Linked DNA regions of Homo sapiens: region 1 is linked to region 2. A link is a contact called in ENCODE Hi-C or POLR2A ChIA-PET data. All regions are on one chromosome and are shown on one strand. The core of a region is the stretch at or near the end of the contact, and the rest is flanking DNA. Distances in the headings are between cores, read along the strand shown. Region 1 holds the start of H4C2 (H4 clustered histone 2). Region 2 overlaps ALDH5A1 (aldehyde dehydrogenase 5 family member A1).

Evidence for each region. A loop is a pair of places that touch in the nucleus more often than their neighbours do. ChIA-PET counts read pairs that join two places held with the same protein, here RNA polymerase II (POLR2A).
Region 1: a map of OCI-LY7 shows a loop between it and region 2 (6-fold over the local background). The contact joins the promoter of H4C2 here to the enhancer-like site in region 2. A Hi-C loop is called at or near these places in 1 of 168 maps with a recorded cell type or tissue (OCI-LY7). POLR2A ChIA-PET finds 5 or more read pairs at or near these places in 1 of 52 experiments (OCI-LY7).

The regions. Positions count from the first base shown.
Region 1 is chr6:26,025,145-26,029,805 of GRCh38, reverse strand. H4C2 (H4 clustered histone 2) reads left to right here and starts at 2,523. Exons shown (of 1, transcript NM_003544.3): 1 at 2,523-2,910. The coding sequence starts at 2,554. The coding sequence ends at 2,865. RefSeq lists enhancers at 698-1,283, 1,284-1,868, 1,869-2,454, 2,431-2,750, 2,771-2,830 and 2 more.
Region 2 is chr6:24,515,668-24,520,264 of GRCh38, reverse strand. All of the region lies in intron 5 of ALDH5A1 (aldehyde dehydrogenase 5 family member A1), which reads right to left. Among named protein-coding and RNA genes, the nearest start is that of ALDH5A1, 23 kb to the right of the region's middle. RefSeq lists enhancers at 2,029-2,228, 2,739-2,788. Within about 2 kb of position 2,529, at least 3 of the 41 ENCODE cell types and tissues checked have a DNase peak (open chromatin) inside an H3K27ac peak, as active enhancers do; they include OCI-LY7, where a contact is called at or near this core.

The sequences.
Region 1 (4,661 bases), core at 1,274-3,773, 1.5 Mb before region 2:
TTGGAGACAAAAAGGGGGTGTTGTTTGCAGAATATACCATCCAAAAATAGACCACTGTGGGATCAGGATTCTTTTGAGCTAAAGGCACTTCAAAAACAGCATTCAAGAAGGGAATTCTTCTAAACTTTTCTTTCTGAAAACAGGAGATAAAAGTTCCAATGTGAAAAATGCTCTGCTTGTACCAGGTGAAAAGACATATTCTTCAGCCCAGAGGCATAGATGAGATAATTCTGCACAAACACAGCAGGGAGTCATAGCCGAGAGACTTCTATACACAAACAAACCTTGTTAAAATAATCATATATTCCTTTAATCTCCTCATATGGTTTACTTTCCCACAATTGCCTCTCTTTAACTTAATGTGAAAGCATTTAGCTTTTGCCATTTCTTTGGGGCTTCACTTTTTTATGAGGGTTCTCCTGTCCCATAAAATTTACATTAAATACATTTGTATGCTTTCATTCTGCTAATCTGTTTTATGGCAAATGAATTATCAGGTCCAGCTGGAGACCCTAACAGAGTAGAGGTAAAATTTTGCCTCCCTACAAGATAGAGATTGTGTGCATTAAATGTTGTTTGTTCCCAGTTGTTCAGTTTGTCAGGCCTCTGAGCCGAAGCTAAGCCATCATATCCCCTGTGAACTGCACGTATGCCTCTAGATGGCCTGAAGTAACTGAAGAAACACAAAAGAAGTGAAAATGCCCTGTTCCTGCCTTAACTGATGACATTACCTTGTGAAATTCCTTCTCCTGGCTCATCCTGACTCAAAAGCTCCCCCACTGAGCACCTTGTGACCCCCACCCCTGCCAGCCAGAGAACAACCCCCTTTGACTGTAATTTTCCACTATCTACCCAAATCTTATAAAACGGACCCACCCCATCTCCCTTCGCTGACTCTTTTCGGACTCAGCCCGCCTGCACCCAGGTAGAATAAACAGCCTTGTTGCTCACACAAACCCTGTTTGATGGTCTCTTCACACGGACGCGCCTGAAACAGTTTAACAGGGTTTTTCCTGCCCAGTCACAACAAAGTGATGTTATGCTGCAGGCTGAAGTTTACAGCTAATGCTGTTGAAGTCTAAAATCAGTTTTGGTTTGTTAGATTTGGGTGAGATGGCTAAGATTCTCAGAGAAAGAAGTCAAGTTTGGGGTGCATTTTTCAGACTTAAAAATTTAGCAGTAGCCCTTGCAGTTTTTCCAATAGAAGTGATTTAAGAATGTTTTCAGGAAATTTAAAACAACAGTGAGAAGCGTGTATGGAGAGTTGAACTACACTCCAGACTTGGCTATAGGAAAGCACGAATGCTGCTATTGTATTGCACCTTGGAAAAGAGAACAAAGGAATATTTTCGGACAATTTTAACATGTCACATATGAAAAGCTAAACGGAATCTGTCAACACCTTGTACGTTATTACAGGCTGTGATTTTAAAAAAACAATCCTTACTAATACATACATAGTTGCTGCTAGCAATATAGTGTTGGGAGTAAAAACACGAAAATGAGAGTTCAGGACAATATCCCAACTCTGAGCAGATTTTTTTAAGTAGTAACATCTAAAATTAAACCATATTATGTAATATTTATTTCTTTTCCACAGTCTCTTCTCATGCCTCGTTCACATTAGCTAATTAAAAGTCCCCTGAGTATCATCATAACCCGATTTACAGATGAAGGCACGGTTGCAATGAGCTATCACCCTCTTCTGAATGAGACAGTACAGTGTGAAGGATAGCAAAACTCCACTCCCATCCTCTTAGGGCTCTGGCTGGACCAGCAAATTAAATTAATGTAAAATGGATTAACAGGAGAAAGGTATATGCATTTATTTAACACAGGTTTTACGTGACACAGGTGCTCTCATAAGGTAATGAAAGCCCAAAAAAAGCAGTTAGCTACTTATATAATGAATTGGACAATTAGTAAAATGTAAAAATGCGCTAAAGCAAAGGGATTTAGGCTAGAATATATAACTGTGTAGAGAAGCGCCCAGCAAGGGCTAGTGCAAGGTTTGTACAGAATTCTCTTGGCCTCAGCCTCCTATCCTTGAGAAGAATGTTGCTTTTTTTAAACTACAGTGAGAACATCTTTCATATGAGAATTTCACCTACTGCTTCTAAGAAACAGGTCAGCTTTCAAGAAAACATAAGGCCAGAGTGATCTTTTCACGCCTGCTCTTTTAAGTACCTTTGAATAGTCAATATGTCTTCAAGCACTTGAAAGACTTAAAAAGTTTACCACTCCGGCATATTAGTGAAAGCCCTTAATATAAGCCCTTATTAAAATTCTCAGTCGAGGGTATAAATTCAGATTCAAATAGTAGTGTCGTAAACGGGAGGGAAAAACTAAAGGGATTAAAAAGTGAAACTATTGTGTTCTCCCTCGCAGTCCTTAGGTCACTGCCCCTCGAGGGGCGGAGCAAAAAGTGAGGCAGCAACGCCTCCTTATCCTCGCTCCCGCTTTCAGTTCTCAATAAGGTCCGATGTTCGTGTATAAATGCTCGTGGCTTGCTTTCTTTTCGCGTACCTGGTTTTTGTTGTCAGCTGGTTAGACATGTCTGGTCGCGGCAAAGGCGGTAAAGGTTTGGGTAAGGGAGGTGCCAAGCGTCACCGAAAAGTGCTGCGGGATAACATCCAAGGCATCACCAAACCGGCCATTCGGCGCCTTGCTAGGCGTGGTGGGGTTAAGCGAATTTCCGGTTTGATTTATGAGGAGACTCGTGGCGTTCTCAAGGTGTTTCTGGAGAACGTGATCCGGGACGCCGTGACCTACACGGAGCACGCCAAGCGCAAGACTGTCACTGCCATGGATGTGGTTTACGCGCTCAAGCGTCAAGGACGCACTCTGTACGGCTTCGGCGGTTAATCTTTTCGTCAGTTTTCTTCCAATGGCCCTTTTCAGGGCCGCCCACTCCCTCTCAGAAAGAGCTGTGATTGTATTCTTTCGGATGGTAACATCTCAATGGCTTTACTCGGCTATTCTGCCTAGTATGTAGAACTATTATAAACCAGTTGGGAGAGACCAGGTTGTTTGGTCTGAGTGGCTGCTAAAGCAGAAATCAGCTAAGTAAACGAGGTCTCCGAGATAAGTGAGCTATAAACTTCAATGCTATAGTTTTGACATGTCAAGCAACTTAACGTGCAGCGCGAGTCCGATAAATGAGTAGCTCAGCTTTTTAGTTTTAAAAACGAGTTGTGCGTTATTTGTACGAGAGCCTAAGATGCTAGCTGCCTGGAACTGAGTAGGTGGATTAAAATGGGTGTCAGGTCTGTTTTCCCAGGCGTATCTGACTTAACGTCAGCAAAAGCTGTACTTTTAGCTTCCCTGGTAACACCTGCCGTCCTTAACCGCCCCCTGCCGGTAGCGCCAGAAGCCTTTACTTCCATTTCTAGTTGAGCTTGGCGTCCTGCTGAGTGACGTCACCTCCCCCTTCTCTGGAGTAGGACTGGCGGTTAAAGCTGCTTTGCTATTTTCAGTCCTCAGGCTGGAGGCTCCCCTAAGCAGGCTGCCTACGCAGTTCGTAAATTCCCACTTAGTAGACTAAGGGAGTCTGTTTTATAAATAAGGACTCAAATTTCTTCTGACTCCGAGGTCCGTGGCAGCAGCTATAAGATGGAAGCCCCCTCTGATGTAAGATTCTCAGATGACTTGCATCTTCACTGTACCTGTCAACCCAATAGTCTTCTATTCCTGCCTTAAATTGTAAATTCCAAAACTGATTTAATTGTGAAAGTTTCAAACTGTACGACCTAGGAAGTGTCAAAGTTAGGTGACCAGATTTTTAGAAGTCAGCCAAATATTCAGCATCTTTGATTTAGTAACAAATATATTGATGGCTACTTCAGCAAAAAAAATCAACTTTGTTTTCTGGTTACTTTGCTAACAAGCTTCTCCTGACAGGAGGATATAGTGAATAGGCAGTTGAATAAGTGAGTTCGGGTGAGAGGTCTGAGCTGGAGATAAAAATGTGTGAGTCATCAGCAGATAAATAAATGCTGAGACCAGATGAGATGGCTAAAAACTGAAACATAATGTAGTGCAGCATTGTTTGTAATAGTAAATGAGTGGCAACTGTAAAGTTTTCATCAGAAAGGACTAGAGTGATCTATACATCCATAAAATAGAGTATTTCTCTACACAGCCCTACTAAAGAATGAGAAAGCTGTACTCCACTACATACTCTGGTGTACTCTGGCTCAGTTCTTGGACTCCTCTTTTCTTGGCTAACTCAACTGGCCTCACCACTTACATGCTCTGTGCTCTGTCAAATAGTTTGTTCAACAGAACACCACGGCCTAGCTGTAAGTGCCACGTTAACTTCTAGCAATGCCAAAGCCTGTGATAGTGGCAGCTTCGGGCTGTTTCTCATTCCCGGGATGCCTAACCACCTCTCCAAATTCTATCAGTTTGCTTCCACCCACTTCAAGCTTCAGAACGAAACATAGAGCTTAAGAAATATAGGCCCGGCAAGGTGGCTCACGCCTGTAATCCCGGCACTTTGGAAAGCTGAGCCTGGTGGATCACCTGGGGTCAGGGGTTCGAGACCAGCCTGGCCAATATTGTGAAACCCCGTCTCTACTAAAAAAAAAAAAAAAATTAGCTGGGCATGGTTGCGGGCGACTGTAATCCAAGCTACTCGGGAGGGTGAGACAGGAGAATAG
Region 2 (4,597 bases), core at 1,280-3,779:
ACGGAGAAATAAGAATATATATTTACATTTGCTTGTATTTGATAAAGAAACATTGGGAAGAGGCTGGGTGTGGTAGTGTGCACCTGTAGTCCCAGCACCTTAAGAGGCTGAAGTGGGAGGATTACTTGAGGCCAGGGGTTCCAGACCAGCCTGGGCAGCATAGGGAGACTCCATTTCAAAAATTAAATAAATAAATAAATTAGTAAAATAAACACTGGGATGACAAGACACTAAAAGTCATTATTTATAGAAAGAGGGAGTGAGTCAGGGTTGGGGTAGGGTGAGACTTGTCATGGTAAACATTAATACTGTCTTAATTTTTCAACCATATAAGTAAGTGTTTATCTATTCAAAACAATTATATGATGGGCTTAAAAATCATAGAGATAAGAAAATAAAATCACCTAGAATCCCACAACCCACAGCTTACACTGATAACATTTTAAAGTACATCCATTTAGAATGTAGCCATGCAGATTCAGGTACATGTACATTTAAAAAAAAAAAAACAGGATGGTATAATTATATAATTATACCGTTTCGTAACCTGCTTTATCTTCCCAATGAATCACATATTTGGGACGTCTATCTTAAAATTTTCATAACCCTTTATATCTTGCTCCTTTAATGTAACACTCTAATGTGAAGATCCTCTTGTGTCAGCACATATGTTTCTAGAACTTTATTTATTATTATTATTGAGATGGAGTCTCGCTCTGTTGCCCAGGCTGTAGTGCAGTGGCGCAATCTCCAGTTACTGCAACCTCCACCTTCTGGGTTCAAGCAATTCTTCAGCCTCAGCCTCTTGAGTAGCTGGCATTACAGACATGTGCCACCACACCTGGCTAATTTTTGTATTTTTAGTAGAGATGGGGTTTCGTCATGTTGGCCAGGCTGGTCTTGAACTCCTGACCTCAAGTGATCTGTCTGCCTCAGCCTCCCAAAGTGCTGGGATTACAGGTGTGAGCCACTGTGCCCGGCCTAGAACATTCCTTTAGATGCTTGCATAGTATTCCACTGCATGGCTCTTCTGTAATTTATTTATTCAGGCCCCATCTGTTGGACATTTAGGTTGTTTCCATCCTTGCCATTAAAAAAACGCTGTGGATCGCGCCACTGCACTCCAGCCTGGGCTACAGAGCGAGACTCCATCTCAAAAACAAAACAAAACAAAAGACAAAAACACTGTGATGATTCTGTCAGGATGAACATGTAGAATTGCTAGCTCAATGTATAATCATAAGGCTTTTGGTACCTATAGCTATTATAGTTTAAATATCCAGTAAGAGATTTCATAGCCTAAGAAGCTGCTTAGGGATGTTTAAATGCTTTATTAAGGATAGTAGGTCTTTGTCTAGTCATGGCTGCAGGAAAGATGGGACCACACTTGAGATAGTTCGAGTGAAACAGACGGTGTTCGCAAGCCCAAGGTGGCTCTAGGATTGCCCCCCAAGTGTTGTACATTCTGAGGTCATGAGTTTTGTGACACGGTTCTTGGTAAAAACACAGAATGGCTGGAAAGCTAGGCCTGTGTGGGTACTGTGTATGTGTCTGTATGTTAATATTCCAGCAATCAAATGGTAGTAACAATCTTCTCTGAAACATTACTGTTCAACAAAGTAGTTCAAGTTTTAAGACTAAACATATTTCTTTATCGGACGCAACATAACTATTTAAACTTTTTTTATGTTTTTATTTAAAAATTTTTAAGAAACGTCATTGACTTTTCCTGGATTTGCTTCAGTGCAAAAATGATTCTCACTGTTGGGTCACTCCATTTTGCCTCCACCTGGCCTTGAGCACAGGTCCTGTCTCTGGTGTCTGTCCCTCCACCTGCACTGGCTCTGTGTCCTCTGACAGTGTCCTCTCCCCACTCAGTCTCTGCTTCTCCAGGAAGGCGGCTTGCCCTGGCCACTGGGTATAGTGTAAACTCCTGTCATGTCTTAATGAATCTTTTCCCAGCTCCAGTTCCCATGGGCTGACCTCCTCAGGGCCTCAGCTTCCAAAGACAGCATGTGATTGGCCCAGCCTACCTTTCTTTCTTTTTCTTTTTTTGAGTTTAGGAGCAGAAGTTTAATAGGCAAAAGAAAGAGAAAGAAACAGAAAGCAAAACAGCTCTCTCTCTTCTCTAGTGAAGGAGAGGGGAATTCCTAGAGGAAAAGGCCCTGACCTAGCCCACCCTTCTATGCCAGGCTACTTGTCCTAGGTCACTGGCCAGCCCACAATTTCTGTTTCGCTCAAGTCAATGACCACTCATGATTCAGTTTTCTGAACAGAGGAAGAGATGAGGTATCATATGCTTTACAACATGGCTGCTGTCCTCTCAGCGGGGTCCTGGGAGGGGTGGCCCCCCTAGAAAGTGGCAAGGGCAGGGCAGGCATGCCTAGAACAGGCTCGCTGTGTATGCCTCAGTTATGAGGCAAGGTTCTCCACCCCAGGACCAGAAGCTCAGCCCCTAATCTCTGAAGACCAGCTCAGCAGAGGTGCTTGCTTAGTTATGCATCAGTTATCCCTTCAGCTATACTTGTCACATTTCCTGTTCAGTCACTAGAGGTGCATCACTGTCCTGGGTCAAGAGGAGCAAAGCTGGACTTGGCAGGGTCATGGCTGATATTTTCCTGGAGCCCTGTTAGATGAGGATAGTTTGCTGAGAAAACTGAGTTGCTGCCCTTCGCCCAGTATCCTGGAAATTTCTCTGGCTTGAATGAGAAGGATTTACAACGCTTTCTCCCAGGCTTCCCTCTTTCTTTCTAACTACTTCGTAGTAACATTTGAATCTTTCTGCGGATAAGTTTGCATTGTAAGACCCACTGATCAGGGGCATAGCAGTTTATGGATCTAAAAATTCCTATTTCTATTATGAATGAATGGTAGGATTCCACAGCACTACTCCCTGAGTATGAGTTTATAGCATGACAAAAGTGATTATGGTTGGGAGACATTAAAAGTACATTATTCCAGCTGGGCACGCTGGCTCACACCTATAATCCCAGCACTTTGGGAGGCCAAGGAGGGAGGATCACTTGAGGCCAGGAGTTCCGGATCAGCCTGGCCAACATGGCGAAACCCCATCTCTACAGAAAATACAAAAATTAGCCAGGCGTAGTGGCACATGCCTGTAATCCTAGCTACTCAAGAATCTGAGCACGAGAATCACTTGAACCCAGGAAGCAGAGGTTACAGTTAGCCAAGATCACGCCACTGCACTCCAGCCTGGGCAACAGGGCAACTGTCTCAAAAAAAAAAAGTTAAATTATTCCCTCCTGCTTCTCATGGTTTCTAAAATGACCATAGATGCACAAAATCTTTGAAATTAGACTTTTTTATTTTTATTATTTTTTGAGGCAGGGTCTCACACCTATTGCCCAGGCTAGAGTGCAGTGACATGATCACAACTCACTGCAGCCTCAACCTCCCAGGCTCAGGTGATCCTCTCACCTCACCCTCCCAAGTAGCTGGGACTACATGTGTGTGCCACTAAGCCCAGCTAATTTTTTTTTTTGTAGAGACAGGGTTTCACCAGGTTGTCTAGGTTGGGCTCAAGTGATCCTCCTGCCTTGGCCTCTCAAAGTGTGAGGATTACAGGTGTGAGCCACCACGCCTGGGCAGATTTATATATTTTATCTGTTATGTGTTTATGGACATGAACAATGTGAGTACAGATACATATATGTGTATATCTAGATATAAACTAGTAGAAAAAAGCACACCATCTGAAGAGAAACACCATAAACAAAAATTTTGTTCCACCTTGATTTTTTCTCTTTTGGACATTTTTTTATTATTTATTTTTTTTAATTTTTAATTTTTTTTTTTTTTTTTTTGAGACAGAGTCTCACTCTGTCGCCCAGGCTGGAGTGCAGTGGTGTGATCTCGGCTCACCTCACTGCAAGCTCCGCCTCCTGGGTTCACACCATTCTCCTGCCTCAGCCTCCTAAGTAGGTGGGACTACAGGCGCCCGCCACCACGCCCAGCTAATTTTTTGTATTTTTAGTAGAGTTGGGGTTTCACCGTGTTAGCCAGGATGGTCTTGATCTCCTGACCTTGTGATCCGCCTGCCTCGGCCTCCCAAAGTGTTGGGATTACAGGTGTGAGCCACCGCGCCCGGCCCTCTTTTGGACATTTAAAAGGATAAATAAACATCTACTTACAGGCATACACATTAAGTTTTTAGCAAAGAACATTTCATCATTTAAGGGAAAAAAAACTCAAAGAAAAAGACCTTTCCATTTCTCTAAGTACTTTTAGACTAAACACATTTTTGTTCAATTCAAAAACATCCATTTCAACATTAATTGTGTGTTTCTGGAATCTCTAACTCTAGATTATTGAAAGAAAGATGCATTCCAGAATTGAAAAAAATACAGTGGAGAACTTTCACCCACTTCATATACAACAAATAATGCAAAAATAATGGGACCCTCGCTGCCCCAATTTCTTTGGTTTTGTCAAGCAGGAACCTATGTCGTGCCACAAAGAACTGTCCAAAATATCCCCAGAGGATGGTCAGATATTACTTTATTCAACCAACAGACCTTTTTTTTGAAACAGAGTCTGCTCTGTCACCCAGTCTGGAGTGCAGTGGCACAATCTTGGC